Linked DNA regions of Homo sapiens: regions 1 and 2 are each linked to region 3. Evidence: chromatin loops called from intact Hi-C (ENCODE). Cell type or tissue: heart left ventricle. All regions are shown on one strand. Each heading gives the region's core, and the rest is flanking DNA. Links, peaks and the distances in the headings are about the cores only.

Region 1 (7,117 bases), core at 2,118-7,117, 85 kb before region 3:
TGCAAAGGAGAGGATTCCAGCCTCTTCCATCCCAGGGGCAGGCAAGAGGATCAAGGCACCAAGCCACCCGGGAACTAGGTTGCTATGAGAGCTGGAGAGCCGGGGGCTGTCATTGGTTCAGGAAGTCAGGAACCTTGTGTTCCGCTTCTGGCCCCACCCCACTAGCTGGGTGAGCTCAGGCAAGCCGCCCGGCCTCTTTGAGCCTCCCTTTCCATCTGTGGAATGGGAGGATGTAGTTTCTGTCTTTGCAGTACAGCTCCCATGAGTTGAAGCTGGTGACTGTGTTGTGTGAGCCTCAAGTGTGTTGTTGTATCTCTGGGGGAATTGCAGTATTTCTTGAAACTACAGTACCTGTTCCTCAGACTCCCCTGAGACGGTGGATCTGCTGGCAAGGCTGGGGTTTGGGGGCAGTGGGTGAGGATCAGATGCCTGAGCCACCTCAGAGGCTGTGACCTTCTCAAGGCCACGGGAGCCATGTGTCTGCCGCAGCCAGGCTGTGGGGGCAGCAGAGGGAAGGTGGAGGTGGGGCAGATGGGTCCAGCCCTCTGCTTGGCTCCTGAACTCTGGGCCCCAGTTCTGCGAGGGAAAGCCACCCCAGTACCCTGCTCAGAGGACAGCCCTCTCCAAGGCCTCACTCCTTGATTCAGGGCTCGAGGGGTAGGGTGGAGGTGGCTGATGGAGGGTGACCTTGGGAACTTCTTCCTGCCTGCAAGCTCGGTGCCAGAACTGCCAGGGCAGCCCTGATTCTTCTTGCTCAAAAGTTGGCAGCGTCAGGGACCCTCGAGAGGCTGCCAGGACAAGGCCTGAGCTGATGTCACCATCACCAGCCTCTTGCGTCTTCCCCTGTGTTGGAGGTCCAGAGAGAGGCCATCCACCCGCTGGCAGACTGCTGTAGGCACTGTGCCCACCCGGGCAGCAGGCTCAGGATGCCATGGGACTGAAGACTCTAGCCTTGCCTCATTCACCACTTGCCTTTCACTTGAGGTGTGGGAGCTCTGCCAGGGATAGAGGGTTGCCCTTACAGCCCCTCTCCCAGGGCTCCCTGCCTCTAGAAACAGGACTGGGCAGAGCCGCTGGGACAAAGACCTCACCTGTCCGAGTCCCCAAAGCCCACAGCCCTCCCTGGCTGGAGAGGTGTGGGCTCTGTAGTCCTCCGAAGGGCAGAGAAGCCTGGGTCCTGCACAAACTCTACAATGCTGGGCCCACCCAATGGCAGTCAGGGTGGGAAGTGGGCAGCTAGCTCAGGAATTCTAGGAAGATTCTGGATGGGGGGAGGCATGATGGGGCCTGAGCAATTGGATGCAGGTGGGGGCATTCATTGAGCACTTGCAGTGTGCTGGGCCCTATGTAAGCACTTTTCATGGATCTATCTCATTTAATCCTCTTAGCAACCCTCAAGGGCTCAGAGAGGTTAAATAGCCTGCCCCAGGTCACCCAGCTGGTGAGTGGCTGGGGCTGAGATTTGAATTGAGGGTTGTGTGACTCTACTTTTAGCCATTTCTGTGTACTGCATGCAGAATGAGAAGGGGTTGGGGAGGGCGCCATACAGAATCTGTGCTCTGGGTAATGGGAGCAATTCTGGGCAGGGGCAGGAGCAGGGGTGGGGCTGAGACTTGGAGGCTCACACCTGCAGGACGTGGCCCTGAAGCTTCCAGGCCCTAAAGCTTCCAGCTCCCCCTCCCCATGGCCTATCCCTGGGGCCCAGTGCCCCAGGCTGGCTTGGGGGAAAAGGATGAATGGGGACAACTTTTCAGGGGTTCCTGTGGACACACAGTCCCACAGACCCTGACTTCTCCTGGCCCCCTACGTCTGTGTAAATTCCCAGCTTGGAAACCCAAGAAATCCCCAGCTTCAGAGCTGGGAAGGAGCCCACAGAGATCAGCTGGTCCAACCCCCTCGTTTTACAGATAGTAATTATCATGATTATGCCTGATGGGAGCAATTCACAAAGGACTTTCACATCTGGGTTGCTGCTGAGTGTGCCGGAGCCCTTGGGGCCAGCAAGATTCATCCACATTTTGTGGGTGAGGAAACTGAGGTTCATAGAGGCAAGGAGATGGACCTAGGGGCACACAGTTGACCTTGGTACAGGTCTCTTCCTTCTGAGACCCAGCACCTGTGTGACGTGGCTCTGGGGCTGCACCCTGCATTGGAGTGGGGCTGGTCCTGAGAGGTCTGTATGGGGCCAGGGCAAGTATCAGATGAGGTTCTGAGATTCCCAGTGATGCCTGCCTCCTCCCTGTCACGGGAACACCACGCCCTTCAGTGGCGTGGTCTGGAAGAGACAGACTGGTGGGCAGAGCTGTTTCCAAGAGACTTCTCTGCCCACCATGCACATGGGGGCTATGCTGCCCCAGAAAATCAGATTGAGAAGGGCCCTTGGAGGGGCCTCATTATTCAGAGAAGAAAACTGGGGAGCTGCCCACAGTCACATTGTGAGCCATTGGTGGCACTAGGCTTAGAACACAGATTTCCTGGCTCAGCTCACAGCTGTCCTTGCACGTGTCCAGTAATAGTACTAAAGACAGTCTCCATTTATTGTGTGCCTACTATGTGCCAGGGGTGAGCAGTTTACACTGAATCCTAAGAACAATCCTATGCGGTAAGTACTTTTATTATCATTGCCATCCTCTTTTACAGATGAAGAAGCTGAGGCTTTGAGAGGTTATGAAAATGGACCAAAGTCACAAGCCAGGAAGTGGCAGAGCAGGAATTTAAGCACAGGTCCATGTGATTCCAAACCCATACTGATGCCAGGCCTTATGTATATTATGATAGGACTAAAGTTGACTTTCTGTTTCTTTATGTTCATAGTCAACGTAGGCCATCATTCATTCATTGAACATTTATGGAGTGCTCACTAAAACAAGGAGACTATAGAGCTGATCAGGGTTGAGGGTCAGAGATTAGGTCATGAGGCAGGGAGTCTCAGACACTGCTAAGCTCTCTGCCTCCACCAAGAATGGCTGCGTCTCCCTCCTTTTTTTTTTTTTTTGGAGACAGAGTCTTGCTCTGTTGCCCAGACTGGAGTGCAGTGGTGCGATCTCAGCTCAGTGCAACCTCGGCCTCCTGGATTCAAGCGATTCTTGTGCCTCAGCCTGCTGAGTAGCCAGGACTACAGGCATGCACCACTACGCCCAGCTAATTTTTGTATTTTTACTAGAGATGGGGTTTTGCCATATTGGCCAGGCTGTTCTCGAACTCCTGACCTCAGGCGATCCACCTGCCTCAGTCTCTCAAAGTGCTGGGATTATTACAAGCATGAGCCACCGCGCCCCAGCCATCTCCCTCCTCCTCCTGTCCCCAGCTCAGCCCAACTACATTTGCAGCCTCTTCCTCTGCTTCTCCTGCCCACCTGATTTACCCCTGGGGTAAATGAAGGCATGACTCAGCTAGGGCTCCTGGGCTTTGTGTATCCCAAAGAAGACCCTACTGGCAACAGTGTTAACAGCCACCACCGTGCAAGCCGTTCGTGAGCACAAGGCACCATGCTAAGGTGTCTGTGTGCATCACCTTGTTTAACACGCCATCACTCTGTGAGCTAAGAGCTAGTATCATCTCCATTTTCCAGATTGGAAACTAAGGCTGACGGTCACAGCTCAAGACTGAGTCGGGGCTGGGTGCAGTGGCTCTTGCCTGTAATCCTGGCACTTTGGGAGGCTGAGGCGGGAGGACCACTTGAGGTTGGGAGTTGAAGACCAGCCTGGCCAAAATGGTGAAACCCCATCTCTACTAAAAATACAAAAATCAGCCGGGCATGGTGGCGGGTGCCTGTAGTCCCGGCTACTCAGGAGGCTGAAGCGAGAGAATCGCTTGAACCCTGGAGGCAGAGGTTGCAGTGAGCCAAGATCGTGCCATTGCACTCCAGCCTGGGTGACAGAGCGAGACTGTCTCAATAAATATATATAGCTGAGTTGGAACCCACTCTGTCCAGCCCTCTTGAGCCTGTGCCCTTCCTCACTGGCTCACACTGCCCTGCTCTGTATCCAGGCTGTGTAGTTATGCATTTAGAGCCCTGGTTCCTGGAAGGCAGGGCTTCAGCCAAGCAACGGGTTATTAAGCACCTACTGTGTGTCTTGGGGAGGTGCTTTGTGAGGCTAAAGCTTGTGAGGATGGGGAGATTGGGTTCCTCTGTGAGAGATCTTGAGGCTCCATGCCCGCATCCTATCCCAGAAGGCATTCAAGCCCGAGGATACCAGGACAGAGCAGCCAGGGCAGGGCAGTGTGTACTGTTGGAAGGACTTTTTCCCTGGCAGGAGCGTCCCTCACAGTGACTCAGAGCAGTGTGAAGACCTCAGAGAGGTTTTGTAGCCATATCTGCATCCACTGATCCTTAGGCAAGCCACTCAGCCTCTGGGACCTTGGCTTCCTGATCTGTGAAATGGGGAAGATGATTGTACCTAATTTACAGGGTGGGTTTAAGGACTGGATGAAAGCACTTGGCACAGGGCCTCGGGAACTAGAAGGGGCTGTGCCACTGAGCTGCAGCGCACGGGTGATAGGGACTGAGGTCCCGAAGAGCTCGGAAGAGCTGGATCTGCTCTGTTTGCACACCTCAATTTCCCCCGTCAGCCATGGCAGACATGTAACTCTTGCAGGATCAGCCTCACGGGGCTGTTGTCAGGATCACAGAGATCCCGGAACGCGTAGGTGCGGCCCCGTGATCTGCGCACCGAGAGAACGGGTCCCGCGGGAGGGGGCGGCGAGAGCACAGTGGGCGGGCGCAGGTGCGCCCTTGTGAGCTGGGAGACGTGCGGCGGCGCCTGGCGCCGGGGAGAGGGCGAGGACGGGCGCTGGGGCCGCCTCCATGTAAGGGAGGGGTGAGGAAGTGCGGGGGGTGGCGAGCGCGCGGCCGGTGACTGGGGGCGCTGTCCCGGCGGCTCCGGGTCCCCACCCTTCTCTGAGATGCTCCCGGGGCGCTGTCCCTGGTCCTGGAGCCCGGGCGGCCGTCGCCTGCAGTTCTTATGACGGCCAATTGGTGGCGCCCGAGACCGCGGCGGACTCCCGGACCCATTAGAGAACACGTTTTAAAAAGCGTTCTTCGGCCGGGCACTGTGGTTCACGCCTGTTATCCCAACACTTTGGGAGGCTAAGGCGGGCGCATCACCTGAGGTCGGGAGTTCGAGGCCAGCCTGACCAACATGGAAAAACCCCGACTCTACTAAAAATACAAAAATTAGCTGGGCCTGATGGTGCATGCCTGTAATCCCAGCTACTGAGGTGGAGGTTGCGGTGAGCCGAGATCGCGCCATTGCACTCCAGCCTGGGCGACAAGGGCAAAACTCCGTCTCAAAAAAAAAAAAAAAGCGTTCTTCATTTTCCTGTCATGATATTCCTAGGAAATAAGCCTGCCTACACACCTGACTTCAAAAACCAACTATATACTGGCATAAGAGATGAAAAAGGCCCTCCACCTCCCTACATGAATGCTGTGGCATGACCACACCACAAGAGCCAAAGAAGTAACCAGCCTTGGGCACCTATTTATTAAAAATATACCCTTAGATTTAAAAAAATTAAAATTATCGTAATAGAGATGGAGTCTTGCTTTGTTACCAGGCCGGTCTCGAACTTCTGGGCTTAAGCAGTCCTCTCACCTCAGCCTCTCAAGGTGCTGGGATTACAGGTGTGAACCACCTTGCCCAGCCTACCCTTAGATTTTTTGTTTTTGTTTTTGTTTTTTGAGACAGAGTCTCAAAAACTCCAGGCTAGAGTGTAGTGCTGTGATCTTAGCTCACTGCAACCTCCGCCTCCTGGGTTCATGCAATTCTCCTGTCTCAGCCTCCTGAGTAGCTGAGACTACAGGCGCATGCCACCACACCTGGCTAATTTTTGTATTTTTAGTAGAGACAAGGTTTCACCATATTGGTCAGGCTGGTCTCGAACTCCTGGCCTCAGGTGATCTACCCGCCTCAGCCTCCCAAAGTGCTGGGATTACAGATGTGAGCCACTGAGCCCGGCCTACCCTTAGATTTAAGAGCAGAAAGTCATGTCGCTGTACCTGACCTCTAGTTCAGAATGACTTCAGTAGCTGCACCTTTGAAAAATGTATTATGGATTAAAGCCACACCAAAAAATATTCATTTGTAAACCAGAGTTAGGTTCTAGGATGGGTTACCCGGGCTTTTTACCCACTTGAATATCTAGGAGGATATCTGATGAACAACAAATCTCCTGAAGTGGGACTCTCACCAGCGTAGCTTTCCTGTCCCCCACCCACTGAATGACAGTGGCGACCCCGTCATTTCTGAGGACTGAAACCACCCTGGCGCCCTCTGGGGGGCAGAGCCACCCTTGTTGAGAGCCACTGCCTCAATGAGGGCCTTGTCGGGGTGGAGAGGGGCTCTCAGAGTCCCAGACTGGTTGGCCTCCTGGGAGGGTGGTATCATAAGGAACTGTTGGGAAACTCTCTCCCCCCATTATAGATGAACCAGCAGAGGCCAGAAGTGGGAAGGCACTTGTGATGAGAAATGGTGGGTTGCCAGCAGAGCTGGGGCCACAGGCAGGTCTCCCCAGGTCAGGACTCCGCCAGCCCAGCTTCCTGAGGGGAGCTCTGGGCCTCAAGCAGTCTCCCAGCTTTGTCCAACTGCCCCGAAAATGGGCTGGGAGGGCCACGCCCATAGCAGTGGAGGTAGGAGATGGGGGCTGGCCGGCTAGACACCAGCCTGTAATACATGAGAGGTGTCTTGGCCTCCACTCTGCAATCCTGGAGATGCAGCAATTGCACTCTTCTCTGACCCCCAAAGAGCCATTCTGTCTCCTACCTTTATTTCTTCCCAGTAGTTAGCTGGATGCTCCATGCGTGTTTGTGAGGTGTGTACACATCTGTCTGTGTATATTGTATGAACATAAATAATGTGATTTGAGTAAGGATGTGTGGGCCTGAGATTCCTGTGCCTGTATGTGCTGTCATCAGTGTGTATTTACATGCATGTACTAACGCAGCCGGAGTCAGTAGGTGCATGTGCACTGATGGGGGACCTAAGGGTGGGAGCTGGAGTTGACCTTTGCATGTGCACGTACTTGTGGGTTTGCAGCATGGGGGCTGATGTTCATGTGAGCCTGTCTGCATGCATTTGATCTTGATGTGATCTCTACAGGCATGAGTTAGATGACT
Region 2 (6,632 bases), core at 1,633-6,632, 200 kb after region 3:
GTTTCTCTTTTAAAATGATTCTCCTGCCTCAGCCTCCCGACTGGCTGGAATTACAGGTGCATGCCACCACACCCAGCTAATTTTTGTGTTTTTAGTAGAAATGGGGTTTCACCATGTTGGCCAGGCTGGTCTCGAACTCCTGACCTCAGGTGATCCGCCCACCTCGGCATCCCAAAGTGCTAGGATTACAGGCATGAGCCACTGTGCCCGGCCTAGTTTTTATATTAATAGGTAGGCCTTTTATCTGGTAATTATTCTATCGGTTTTTCTTTGTAGGTGACTATATAATCTGCAAGTAATCACAGTTTTCCCTCTTATTTTTCAATCCTCACACTTTTCCGTTTCTCTGAAATGTCAGCAAGAACTCTAGGACTGCAGGGAGCGGTGGCTTACACCTGTAATCCCAGCATTTTGGGAGGCCGAGGTGGGTGGATCACTTGAGGTCAGGAGTTCGAGACCATCCTGGCCAACATGACGAAACCCCATCTCTACTAAAAATACAAAAATTAGCTGGATGCGGTGGCAGACACCTGTAATCCCAGCTACTCAAGAGGCTGAGGCAGGAGAATCACTTGAACCTGGGAAGAGGAGGTTGCAGTGAGCCAAGATCGCGTCACTGTACTCCAGACTGGGAAAAAGAGCAAGACTCCATCTCAAAAAAAAAAAAAAAAAGAAAAAGAAAGAACTCTAGGGCTAAGTTAAGTAGTATCCGTGATTTCAGGCATCCTTGAGTTGTTTCCAATCTTGGAGGTACTTAAAGCTTGTCCTATAAGACTATATTTGGGAGGCTGAGGCCGGCGGATCACCTGATGTCAGGAGTTCGAGACCAGCCTGACCAATATGGTGAAATCCCATCTCTGCTAAAAACAATACAAAAATTAGCCGAGCATGGTGATGGGTGCCTGTTGTCCCAGCTACTTGGGAGGCTGAGACAGAATTGCTTGAACTCGGGAGGCAGGAGGCAGAGGTTGCAGTGAGCTGAGATCACATCACTCTAGCCTGAGCAACAGAGTGAGACTTCATCTCAAAAAAATATATATATACACATATGTGTGTGTGTGTATATATATATATATATATATATGTATGTATATACACACATATGTGTATATATATATGTATACACATATGTGTATATATACATATATATGTATATATACACATATGTGTATATATACATATATATATATGTATATATACACATATATATATTTCGGCTAGGTGTGGTGGCTCATGCCTATAATCCCAACACTTTGGGAGGCCAAGTGGGGAGGATTGCTTGAGGCCAGGAGTTTGAGACCAGCCTGGGCAACATAGTGAGACCCTGTTTCTACATAAAGTAAATTTTAAAAATAGCTGGGTGTGGTGGTGCACACCTGTAGTCCCAGCTACTTAGGAGGCTGAGGTGAGAAGATAGCTTGAGCCCAGGAGTTGGAGGTTGCGGTGAGCTGTGTTCATGCCTCTGCACTCCAACCTGGGCGACAGAGTAATATCCTGTTTCAAAAAAAAAAAGATATATTTGCTAAATTTTGGCATGTAATTTTTTTAAAATTTTATTTATTTATTTATTTTGAGATGGAGTCTTGCTCTGTCACCCAGGCTGGAGTGCAGTGGTGCTATCTGGGCTCACTGCAAGCTCCGTCTCCCGGGTTCACACCATTCTCCTGCCTTGGCCTCCCAAGTAGCTGGGACTACAGGCGCCCGCCACCACGCCTGGCTAATTTTTTGTATTTTTAGTAGAGATGGGGTTTCACCATGTTAGCCAGGAAGGTCTTGATCTCCTGACCTCGTGATCTTCCCGCCTTGGCCTCCCAAAGTGCTGGGATTACAGGCGTGAGCCACCGCGCCCGGCCTGGCATGTAATTTTTATACACTTTTATAAGTTATTTTCTGTTCCTTGTTTGCTAATAATTTTTAAAAATCAAAATTATTGCTGAATTTATCAAAAGTCTTTTATGTACATGTGTCCCTCCAATGAAATAATCACATGGTTTTTCTTCTCTAGTCTATTAATTAACATGGAAAATTTAATGTATACATTTTCTGATGGTTAATTCTCCTTTCTTATGTGGAATACACCCTATTTTGGTTGTGATTCCAAAAAAAATAAACATAAGACTGGGCACGGTGGCTCACACCATCCAGCACTTTCAGGGCCTAAGTAGGGGGTGGATTGCTTGAGCCCAGGAGTTTGAGAACAGCCTGGGGAACATAGCAAAGCCCCAGCTCTACAAAAAATACAAAAATTAACTGAGTGTGATGGCGCACCCCTGTAGTCCCAGCTGCTTGGGAGGCTGAGGTGGGAGGATCACCTAAGCCCAGGGAGGTCGAGGCTGCAGTGAGTTGTGATCATAGCACTGCACTTCAGCCTGGGTGACAGAGTGAGACCCTGTCTCAAAAAATAAAATAAAAAATAAATACATAAAGAAATAAACACAGAATTCAGTTAGCCAATATTTTTAAGATTTTCATCTTGTGTTTATAGGTGAAAATAACCTGTAATTTTCTTTTGCTTTGCTTTGCTTTGCTTTGCTTTTCAATTGAGACAGGGTCTCACTCTGTCACCCAGGCTGGAGTGCAGTGGCACAATCACGGCTCACTGCAGCCTTGACCTCCCGGGCTCAGGTGACTTTCCCACCTCAGCATCCTGACTAGCTAGGACTACAGGCACCCGCCACCATGCCCGGCTAATTTTTGTATTTTTTGTAGAGAAGGGGTTTCTTCAGGTTGCTCAGGCTGGTCGCGAATTCCTGGGATCCAGCAATCCACCCACCTAGGCCTCCCAAAGTCCTAGGATTACAGGCATGAGCCACCTCGCTCCAGCCTAATTCTCTTTTCATGTTTTGTTTTTCCAGTTTTGAAAGTAAGATGATATTGCCTCATAAAATGAGCTAAACGATTCCCCATTTTTTTCTGATCCGCTTGTCTTAGAGTTTAAATACATTTATACCCAGAGAGAGGGATGGGCTTGACAAAGATCACAGAGTCAGAGACATTTTAGAACCCTCTTGGGGATGTCACTCCCCTGGGCCTTTGTCAGGCAGGATTGGCGCAGCCACTGCGTGGTTATCTGCTTAATGCTGCAGATCAGAAAAAAGAACCCTGGACTGGGAGCTCCAGTCCTGTTTTTCCATACAACTCGGCCTCCATGGCCTTGTGCGTTGATTTCCTCCTCCATAAAATGGGAGCATGGGCTCAGGCAACCCTGAGCTAGAACCCTGTTCTAGCCCTGACAGTGGAGGCCTTTGTGATTCCCAGACACTCTCCAGGGGGTTCAGGGCAAGCTTCAGAGACACAGACAGAAGCTGGATCAGCCTGGGCGACATGGCGGGACCCCATCCCTACAAAACATTGAAAAATTAGCCGGGCATGGTGGTGTGTCTGTGGTCCCAGCTACTGGGAAGGCTGAGGCAGGAGGATTGCTCAAGCCTGGGAGGTCGAGGCTGTAGTGAGCTGTGATCACACCACTGCACTCCAGCTTGAACGACAGAGTAAGACCCTGTCTCAAAAAAAAAAAAAAAAAAAAAGCTGGTGAAGAAGGGAAACACCACTTGGTGTGAGCGCCATCTACTCAGACAGCCAGGGCCGTGAGTCTGCAGCTCCAGACCCGGCTATGCCTGTAACCTTGTGTGGATCTCCATGTCTAACAATGGGCTCTGGGTTTTGAGCTCCAGGCAGGGGCCTGGGAGAAGGAAGAAGAAGAGGCTTCCTTACTCCCCACTGGCAGGGGAGTCAAGCCTGGTGTGTCACGGGCTCACCCCACGTCCTCCCTGGCCCTTCAGAGGCCTGGTACTGGGCACTGGAAGCTCGAGGCCTGGTGAGGTCCGGCGAGGCTAAGCCTGGCTCCGGGATTGTTTCTGGGGAGCTGCCTCTTCTAGAGGCCTGATTGGTCTTCCCCTCCCCTCCTCCCCTAGGCCCCCAGCCTGGTTCTCTGCCCCAGCTCCCTGCTGCCAACCCTGCTTTCCAAATCCCAGGCCACAAAGCCCTGCCCAACTCTTTCACTCCCCCACTCCCAATCCCAAATCCCAGCCTGGACTCTGCCCTTTCCTTCCCAGCACAAAGTCCCTTTCCTCCCCAGATCCCCTTACTCAAGCAAGGCTCATTCTTACATTGGACTTCTTTGTCTTCTTTTTTTTTTTTTTTAATTTAAGTTCTAGGGTGTATGTGTGCACAGCGTGCAGGTTTGTTACATAAGTGTACATGCGCCATGTTGGTTTGCTGCACCCATTAACTCGTCATTTATATATTTATATTAGGTATATCTCCTAATGCTATTCCACTCCACTGCCCCAACTCCTTCTTTTTTTTTTTTTTAATTATACTTTAAGTTCTAGGGTGTATGTGTGCACAACGTGCAGGTTTGTTACATATGTGTACATGCGCCATGTTGGTGTGCTGCACCCATTAACTCGTCATTTCTATAAGGTATATCTCCCAATGCTATTCCTCCCCACTGCCCCAACTCCTTCTTCTTCTTCTTTTTTTTTTTTTTTTAAAGAGACAGGGTCTCACTCTGTCATTCAGGCTGGAGTGCAGTGGTACAATCATAGCTCACTATAGCCTAGACCTCCTGGGCTCTAGCGATCCTCCTGCCCCCAACCCCCAAGGTGCTGGGATTACAGGTGTGAGCCATCGCGCTCGTCTTGGACCTGGTCCCTCATCCTCTTCTACCCAGAATGTCCCTGTTCACCCCACGTGGGTCTGCTCTGAGCCTGGGGAAATAGCCAGTATCCTTCTGTCTGTTCATTTCCTTCTTGGTTCGTCTGAGGCTGCTGCTACTCTCTGCCCCTAAAGCTGTTCCCACCTATTCCCAGAGGCTCCCTGAGCTTGACCTGGTTGCTCCTCACCCACCTGAGCTTGGGGCACCCCAATCCACTCCTAGCCCCATTCCCCACCCCACAGGGCTTCCATGGTGCTCTGGGCTCCCCTCCAGCCCCCATCACTTCTTGGGTATCACAGCCTGAAGGCTTGCATCGAGTCCTTCCCTGGATGGACACCTGCTGTCCCCTGCTGGTCAGTTTCTTAGAAGACCTCGACAGTTGTCCAGGCGCAGGGATGGAGCCTGAGCTACCCTTTTTACCACAAGCTGTCACTTCACTGTTGTCACCCAAGCTGCAGTGCAGTGGCAATCTCTGCTGACTGCAACCTCGGCCTCCCGGGTTCAAGCGATTCTCCTGCCTCAGCCTCCCAAGTAGCTGGGACTACAGGCACCCACTAAGAAGACCAGCTAATTTTTGTATTTTGGGTAGAGACGGGGGTTTCACCATGTTGGCCAGGCTGGTCTCAAACTCCTGACCTCAAGTGATCTGCCTGCCTCGGACTCCCAAAGTGCTGGGATTATAGGCGTGAGCCACCGCGCCCAGCCATAACAGTACCGGCCATTAACATGCTTTTTCTAAGGGAATCTTCACAGCAACTTTCTGAGGTAGGTTCTGTTATTGTCCCTGTTTTACAGATTGGAAACTAAAACACTGAGATAAGTCACTTAACTAAGGGATAGTGCTGGGTTTGAACCCAATACTTTCCCCTCCCCCCCTTAAGGACAGGGTCTTGCTCTCTTGCCCAGGCTAGAGTACAGTGGTGCAATCATAGCTCACTGCAGCCTTGACCTCCTGGGCTCAAGTGACCCTCCCGCCTCAGCATCAGGCATACACTACCATGCCTGGCTAATTGTTTTATTTTTTGTAGAGATGGGGTCTCACTATGTTGCCCAGGCTGGTCTTGAACTCCTAGGTTCAAGCGATCCTCCCGCCTTGGCCTCCAAAAGTGCCCCAATATAATTAATAAGGAGAACGAGAACAGCCAACATTAGCCCAGCTCTCCCTCAGGAGTCAGAGCTGCACCGGGCTCTTTAAATTCATCACCTCCTTAAACCTTCTCTCCCACTTTCCACAACGTGGGATGAAACCTTTGCCATTCACTCCACACCCTCAATGCTCCTCCCACAAATACAGCCTGTATGGCCTCCCCAACTCTCAGAGGAGACCTCACAGTGCCAACAAAGTATGCAAAACTCTTACGCATATTTCTTTTTTACTTTGTGTTTTTTTGGAGATGGAGTCTTGTTCTATCGCCCAGGCTGGAGTGCAGTGGCGTGATCTCTGCTCACTGCAACCTCTGCCTCCCGGGTTCAAGTGATTCTCCTGCCTCAGGCTCCCAAATAGCTGGGACTACAGGTACGTGCCACCACACCCGGCTAATTTTTGTATTTTTAGTAGAGACAGAGTTTCACCATGTTGGCCAGGCTGGATTCGAACTCCTGACCTCAAGTGATCTGCCTGCCTTGGCCTCCCAAAGTGCTGGGATTACAGGCATGAGCCACCATGCCTGGCCTTATTCTCCTTATTTTAAAAGGGAGCTAACAGAGTCCTAGAATGTAAAGGGACTTGGCTGACATCCCCCAGCAAGTCAGTGAAGTTGCTGGGTCCCCTCTATGGGCCTGCAGACCCAGGTGTAGGATGTGGTGCCTCTTTACCATTCCTGGCTGCCAGGAGCTCCTAGGATGAGCCTGAAGCTATATGCAAATGTGATCATTTAAATTCACTATGACTCTGAGAGAGAAGGGTTATTCTCCCCACAACACAGGTAAGTGAGCCAATTCAGGCTCACCAGGGTCACAGGACTTATCCAAG
Region 3 (7,518 bases), core at 1,138-6,137:
ACCCTGGTGGTCTTGGAGTGAGTGAGTGAGCAAGGCCTTGTCCTGAGGAGAAAGACCTCAACTCCCCTGAAGGAGGGCTGGGCCTGGGGACAGGGACATGAGCATTGTAGGGCCTGGGGGGTTCCAGAGGTAAGGAGATGGGAGTGGGAGGGTCAGGAGATGAGACTGGGAGGGTCAGATCCAGAATGTTCCACGGAGGCTTCAGGGCCTCTGGGTCTGGAGAAATACGTTCGCTAGAAAAATAAGAGGCTTTGAGAATGTCTGCAGTCTGTACTCTCTGCCTGCCCAAGAGAAATCTACCCTGTTGGCCAAAGGGCAGCGGGGAGGGAGCAAAGGCTGGAGGCCAGAAGTGGGTTTGGCCCTTGGGGAAGATTCCAGAGGGGAGCGAGGTGGGCGGCAGACTTTGGTTTCTTGGGTCCCCTTTCTTGCAGTTGCAGAGGCTGAGGAGGCCCCCACCTCCCTGCCCCTTGAGGGGGGGGCTGCCGTGTGGGAAGTTGGCATCTGTCACGGGCTTGTGGGTGCCCGGGCCCTGGGCCCTCAGAACAGGACGCTCAGGGGGTAGAGGGCCAGCGCGAGCAGCAGGGGGCCTGCAGCAAGGCTGCCTGCCGAGCTGGCAGGAGCACAGTGGCCGAGGTTGGCCCCGATGCAGGCTGCATACGCCATCACGTGGGGGACGTAGTTCTGCTCGTGGACGCCGTGCAGCAGGTGCGCCATGGGGCCCTTGGAGAAGACGGCCACGTCCTCCCCGCCGTGGGTCTCGTGGCGCAGGGGCACAGCAGACTGCGCCTGGTAGTTGTTGTGAGCTGTGGGCCAGGGGAAACACCTGCTGAGAGCCTGCCAGGGGCCTGGCGCTGCGCACGCAGCTTTTCCATCTCCCTTCCAGGCTGGCTTGAATGCTCCCATTTCACAGAAGAGGAAAAGGAGGCTCAATGTGGGAAAGTCATTTTGCCTAAGGCCACGGGATTTGAACCTGAGCCTGTTCTGACACAGGAGTCTGCATTCTCAACCCCCAACAGAGAAAATTAACCTCATTTGGGCTGCTTGGATTAGCAGGGAGAGTTGACGGGGAGACTCTTACCATTGCTGCATCTTTAGACCCCCTAGAACCACTGGGAGTATCAAGAACGAATGAATGATATGGGATGGGATGAACTAACTGCAAAGTCTCGTATACTGGAATATTATAGGGCCAAGAAAAATGAGTATAAAATATTGAGCACCTACTTGTGCCAGGCACTATGCTAAGCTCATCAGACCCATTTGGTCATTCAGACAACCGTCAAAGGTAGAACCCTTTTAGAGAGGAAACTGAAGCAGAGAAAGATGAAGTCACATGCCCAAAGTCTCAGAGCTGCTAGATTGTAGAAGGCGATTCAAACTGAGGTTGTTTGAATCAAACAACCTGGGACTCAACAATCAAACTGGGACTCAAGCCCCAGTCATTCTGAGACCCCTGACCTTGACCACAAGCTGACACCCTATTCCCAAGCCCATCCCCGAGGGGTGCCCTGTCCCCTCCCAGCCCTGGGTCCTGGAGGTCTCACCATAGTCCACCATGGAGACATTCTCTCGTTCACCGCCCACCACCTTGTAGCCAGGCCCATTGCCATACAGGATGGCAGTGAAGGGCTTCTTGTCTGTGTCACTCAGCATGGGGGCCAGACCTGCACAGGGAGGGGGTGTTCAGGGGTCATGCTGGGGCCCCAGGAGTACAGTCCCCAGCCCCCAGATTAGGCTCCTTGGTGGCTTGGTAACCCCTGGGATCTTCTTTGAAGGGCCCTGCAATGCCTCCAAGAAGCCACCTTCTAAACCTTATTATTTCCAACTAACCATTCCCCAGTTTTCATTGTACCCATGTCCCTCCCATTCATCCATCCACCCATCCATCCATCCATCCACCCATCCATCCATCCACCCATCCATCCATCCATCATCCATCCATCCATCCATCCATCCATCCATCCATCATCCATCCATCATCCAGCCAGCCATCCTCTCTCATTCATCTATCCACGTTCTCGCCCAGCCATGGTCAACGTGGCCATCCATCCACCCACCTGCCTGTCTACCCGACCACCACTCAACTCACTCCCCTGCCTCACCCTGCATTTTCTCCCCATCCCCAGTAACTCTTCCTCCCCACCCAGTTGTCATTGAGTCCCCACCATGCTCTGGGCTTGCTGGCTCTCCCACCCACTCCTGCTCCCAGGTGGGTAGACAGGAGACCCCAGGAGTGTCCACCCCAAAGAAGGCCCACCTACCAAAGATAGAGTTGCCACGGGGGGTGTATCCACCAAATGTGAAGACGTGGGAATGGTCCGCAGTGACCACGGTCAGAGTGTCTTCCGAGGAGGTCAAGCTGCCTGCCTGCCCGATGGCCCGGTCCATCTCCACCGCCTCATGCAGGGCCTGCTTGGCTTTTCCTTCATGGTGCCCGTGGTCAATTCTGCCTCCTTGGGACACCAAGGCAAAGGCCTCGGTGAGGGAGGAGGGGAGGAAGATCTGCTCCCCAGCCCCACAACACTGCTGCTGGATTAACCTTTGTTAGCTAGGGAAGGACAGGAACCTTCGCCGGGCACCACTCTGAGCTAGCACCACAGCCTAGGCATTTTACGCAGCCATTCAACCTGACGGAGGCCAGAGAGGGACAGCCCCGGTGCCAAAGGCACATGCATGGGGGCTGCAAAGTCCAGATGTGTAATCAAATTCACCAGGCCGGGAAGCTGTACTCCTCCCACCGCCCCTCCCAGCACTGTCTCTAGCTGCTTGAAGGAGGCACTGAAGCCTTTGGGAGGTAGGGAAGGGGGCACGCTGGAATCCCTACAATGTGCCAGGCACGACACACCCATGTCTCTTTTCCCCTGAACAGCAATGCTGGGCAGAGAGGAATATGATCAGTCCTGTTTACAGATGGAGCAACTGAGGCCTAGTGTGGGGAAGCCCACGGTGGGATTTGCCAGGATGTGAATTCAGGTGTGACTCGTCCTAACCCCGTTTTTCATCTCTACCTCAAATCATCCCCTCTAAAAAGAAAGCACGGAGCTCCCAGAGGTAGTGAAAGTCCCCAGTGCCTGGGCAGTGCCTGTGGCAGGTTCCACAAAGCCCTGCCGAAGCCTGAACCCTCGCAGCCTCCGCCCCCGCTTCCCACCTCCGGGTGAGTGCAGGGGCCTGGCTGGAGGCTTGGCCCAGCAGCCGAGGGCTCTGTGACCTTAAAGGAACACTTCCCTTGCTAACAGGAGGGCGCTGCCTGGTGGACACTCCCAGCTTGGAGGGTCCTGGGCGCCAGGCAGCCCTCTGTTCCCACCAGTCTGAGCCTCGCGGTGGCCCGGCAGGCTGGCAGGGCGTGTCCTCCCTTTGTTGTGGCTCTGGGAGCAGCTAGCCTGGGCGGCCCATCCTGGCCTTGCTCACAAAGGAAACCGCTCCCGGGGGAGCCCGTGCTCACCACCGCTGGTTTCTGGCTGGCTCCTTGGCGTCAGAGGCCTGTTCGGGGCCAGGCCAAGACCGCTGTGCTCGAGTGGGAACCCCGGGGTTTGGCAAGAAAGCAGCCAAGCTGGGCTGGCGGACGCTCACCTCTGGAAGGCGGAGGCGCTGAGCATGTGTGTATGCGTGGGGAGCATATGTGCAAACATGTTCACGTGTGTGCATGTGTGTGTATACATACCGATGTTAGCAGGGCAACATGAGGAACTGCGGTGGGCAAGGGCTGTTAGCACTGGAAGGTTTCTGGAATCTTTATCACTTCCTCACACTTCCTATTGTTCCCGCCTTAACTATTGTGTAGCCATAACAAGGCTAATAATAGAAACACGGTTTATTCTTTACTGGGCCCCGTTCCAAGTACTTTATGTCTCTGAACACAATGGAGGCGAATCACTCTCCAGGAGACAGATGCTATTTTTGGCTTCACATAACAGAAGTGCACAGGTAGAGGTCACACCGCCAGCAGATGGCAGCGCCAGGCCAAGAATTCAGGTCTGTCTGCAAGGCCCCTGGCCGGCGCTGAAAGAGCCTGGGAACATCAGCACACAGCGTGGGAAAGCCGGGGCCTGCGGATTTGCTTTTCTGGGCAGTGAGGCTGAGGGGCTGCTTGCCCCTTCAGGGCCAGGTCCCCAAGAAAGACTACCAAAGGGGAGAAATCTGCCTCCTCTCCCAGGAAGCCTTCCTGGATTGCTGAACCTAACTTGCATCTCCATGCCCAAAGGAGAGCAGCTTGCTGGGCTGGGAGTGTCTACAGTGCCACCCGTCTCCTTCCACAACCTATTCTCCTAAAGGGACCTCTCCCTTCACCCCCAAACCAGTCAGTTCCCTTTAAGAGCTGGACTTCTCCATCCTGACACCAGGGCCGTGTTTCCAGCAGCCCCCTCTCAGCAGACCCGGGGTCCCTACCTTCCACCAGCAAGAAGAAGCCTTTGGGGTTCTTCCGCAGGATCTGGATGGCCACCACCACCATCTCGGAGAGTGACGGGTCCGTCACGTTGTTCCTGTTCAGCTCGTACTGCATGTCCCCTGGCTCGAAGAGACCTGAGGAGGACGCCAGGAGGATGTGGATGCTGAGAGGCTGTGACCCGGCTAGGAGGACTCCAAGGAAGCTGGGGTGTCTCAGGGAATGCAGGCTCCCCACAGCCAGCTTGGGGTAGAGTATGGTGGCTGGGAGGATCCTTATCTGGGTGATTTTTGTGGGCCCAGAATTAGGCCCCCAATTCCTTTTTTTTTCTTTTTTCTTTTTCTTTTCTTTTCTTTTTTTTTTTTGAGACAGAGTCTCACTCTGTTGTCCAGGCTGGAGTGCAGTGGTGCGATCTCGGCTCCCTGCAACCTCTGCCTCCCGGGTTCAAGTGATTCTCCTGCCTTAGCCTCCTGAATAGCTGGGATTACAGACATGCATCACCACACCCAGCTAATTTTTGTTGTATTTTAAGTAGAGACAGGGTTTCACCATGTTAGCCAGGCTGGTCTCGAACTCCTGACCTCAGGTCATCCGCCCACCTCGGCCTCCCAAAGTGTTGGGATTACAGGCGTGAGCCTCCGCACCCAGCCCCAATTCCTTTCATTTTCATTCCCACCACTATGGCGCGGTGGGATCACCATGCCCGTTTCACAGATGAGGAGCACTGAGGCCCAGAGGTGTTCCATAACTTGCTATTGTCAGCTGAGAAGTGGCAGATCTGGGGTTCAAATCCATCAGTCAGTCTGCCTCCAGCCTGCAGGGCTCAGCACACAGCACTGTGGCCCCAAGGCAGAGGGTCACAGCCTGGACTCGATGGGGCCGCTAGAGTGTGTGTGCATTTACATGTTGGATTTGAAGGGCACGGTGGCCTGTGCAGCGAAACAGCAGAAGGTTTGGAATCATTGTCCCTCCTGCTCACTGGGCTCCGTTTTCTCACTTGTGACATAAGGAGAATGATCCATTCCTTGCCCATGGCACAAAGTTCCATGTGTCCCATGCTGGTGCTTCTGATTCTGGTGTCCTTCCAATTCTGGTGTCCTTCCAGAACACCCTGCCCCTCTGTGAGTGGGTACACAGCCGAACAATAGCTCCCATGCACACAGGGTTCACTTGGTGCCACATGCTGTTAGCGCTTTGGAAGCAGGCAAAAGCCAGCCTCCAAGATGGTGCCCAATAACCCCTGCCCCCTGGAATTCACGCGCTTGTGTGGTCTCCTCCCACACTAGCCTTTGTATGCCATAGAATGCCACCGAAATGATGGTGTGTGATTTCGAAGGCTGGGGCATAAAATGTTGTAGCTTCTGTTTATATACTCTTGGATCTCTGTGGGAAGCCAGCCACCATGTAATGAGGACACTCAAGCTGCTCTATAGAGAGCAATGTGCCAAGGAACTGAGGCCTCCTGCCAACAGCCAAGACCAACTCGCCAGCCATGTGAGTGAACCATCCTGGAAGCACCAGCCCCAGTCAAGCCTTCAGATGACTGTGACCTCATGGGAGACCCAGCTAAGCTGTCCCCAGATTCCTGACCCAAAGAAATTGAGTGAGGCAATAAATGTTTACTCTTGTTTTAAACTGTTAAGTTTTGTTTTGTGACAGGGTCTCACTCTGTTGCCCAAACTGGTGCAGTGGCATGATCATAGCTCACTGCAGCCTCAAACTCTTGGGCTCAAGCAAGCCTCCCACGTCAGCTTCCTGAGTGGCTGGCACCACCACACCTGGCTAATGTTTTCTTTCTTTCTTTTTTTTAAGATAGGGTCTTGCTCTGTCACCCAGGCTGGAGTGCAGTGGCATAATCACAACTCACTGCAGCCTCAACCTCCTGGGCTCAGGTGGATCCTCCTACCTCAGCCTCCTGAGTAGCTGGGACTAAAGGTGTGCGCCACCACACCTGGCCAGTTTTTAAAAAATTTTTGTAGAATTGAGGTCTCGCTATGTTTCCCAGGCTGGTCTCAAACTCCTGGGCTCAAGTGATCAACCTGCCTTGGCCTCCCAAAGTGCTAGGATTACAGGCGCGAGCCATTGCACCTGGCCTAAGTTTTTTCGTGTTTGTTCTTTGTTTTTTGTTTTTAGACGGAGTCTTGCTCTGTCACCCAGGCTGGAGTGCAGTGGTGCGATCTTGGCTCACTGTAACCTCCGCCTCCCGGGTTCATACCATTCTCCTGCCTCAGCCTCCTGAGTAGCTGGGACTACAGGCGCCCGCCACCACGCCAGGCTAATTTTTTGTATTTTTAGTAGAGATGGGGTTTCACCTCGTTAGCCAGGATGGTCTCAATCTCCTGACCTTGTGCTCCGCCCACCTCGGCCTCCCAAAGTGCTGGGATTACAGGCATGAGCCACTGCACCCGGCCTGCACCTGGCCTAAGTTTTGAGATAATTTGTTATACAGCAACAGATAACTTATACAACACAAGTTCATGTCATGCTCATGACAACCCAGGGGTTGTCTCCAGCCCCATCACTATCTCCATTTTATGGGAGCATCATTATCCCTACTTTATAGAAGAGGAAACTGAGGCAGAAAGAGGAGAAATCACTTGCCCAAGGTCACACAGCTTAGAGGTGGTAGAGCTGGATTTGAACCCAGCACTCTGGCTCTAAGATCCATGAGCAAAACCAGCATGATACACGGGTGCATGCACAGCCCATGTGGTACTGGGTGTGTGCCATGTGACCCAGGCAAGCAAGAGGCTGTGTGCATGTGTCTGGAGGACCCACCAGGTGCACAGCTCTGAGCCCATAACCTCTAATGACACCCAGGACGCGGAGCTGTGTTCCTTGGGAAATGTCTGCAGGAGATTTTGCCACCACTTGCTTGGCACTACAGACAGCTGGAAAAGAAAACCCGGATAGCTGCATGGTGGTGCTCAGGGCTGCATCCCACCAGACCTGAAGCTGCCCCTGGGCCCTCACCACATGCTCCCCACTGCCTGGGGAGGAGGGCAATCGTCAGGATGGGCAGAGATAACTTGGCTGGCTTCTGCCCTGGCCATGCACACAGTAGAGCTGACTCCAGGTCCCAGGCTCCATAGCCCAGGAGCTGTTAAGTCCCAGTTCCCAGCCAGGGCTCAAAC

What was found. Peaks named below come from ENCODE experiments on the same cell type or tissue, not always from the same donor. Only the 100,000 strongest peaks of a DNase experiment are listed, where the experiment ranks them.
Region 1: a loop joins it to region 3, with 7 times the contacts of the local background. A loop is called at or near these places in 15 of 110 quality-filtered maps.
Region 2: it touches region 3 in a loop (16-fold over the local background); 50 of 110 quality-filtered maps call a loop at or near these places.

The regions. Positions count from the first base shown.
Region 1 is chr1:21,657,131-21,664,247 of GRCh38, reverse strand. All of the region lies in intron 1 of RAP1GAP (RAP1 GTPase activating protein), which reads left to right. Among named protein-coding and RNA genes, the nearest start is that of RAP1GAP, 8.7 kb to the left of the region's middle. RefSeq lists silencers at 4,613-4,662, 4,733-4,892. In heart left ventricle, for the core only: CTCF peaks have their summits at 4,763 and 4,978 (motif pointing right); a DNase peak (open chromatin) is centred at 4,917.
Region 2 is chr1:21,369,106-21,375,737 of GRCh38, reverse strand. No RefSeq gene overlaps it. Among named protein-coding and RNA genes, the nearest start is that of NBPF3, 68 kb to the left of the region's middle. In heart left ventricle, for the core only: a CTCF peak has its summit at 5,008 (motif pointing left); DNase peaks (open chromatin) are centred at 3,834 and 5,025.
Region 3 is chr1:21,570,668-21,578,185 of GRCh38, reverse strand. ALPL (alkaline phosphatase, biomineralization associated) reads right to left here. Exons shown (of 12, transcript NM_000478.6): 9 at 4,387-4,521; 10 at 2,262-2,453; 11 at 1,545-1,664; 12 at 1-803. The coding sequence ends at 538. Among named protein-coding and RNA genes, the nearest start is that of LINC02596, 12 kb to the left of the region's middle. RefSeq lists enhancers at 91-614, 2,689-3,363, 3,364-4,038. In heart left ventricle, for the core only: CTCF peaks have their summits at 3,237 and 3,933 (motif pointing right); DNase peaks (open chromatin) are centred at 3,405 and 3,965; H3K27ac peaks cover 2,058 bases.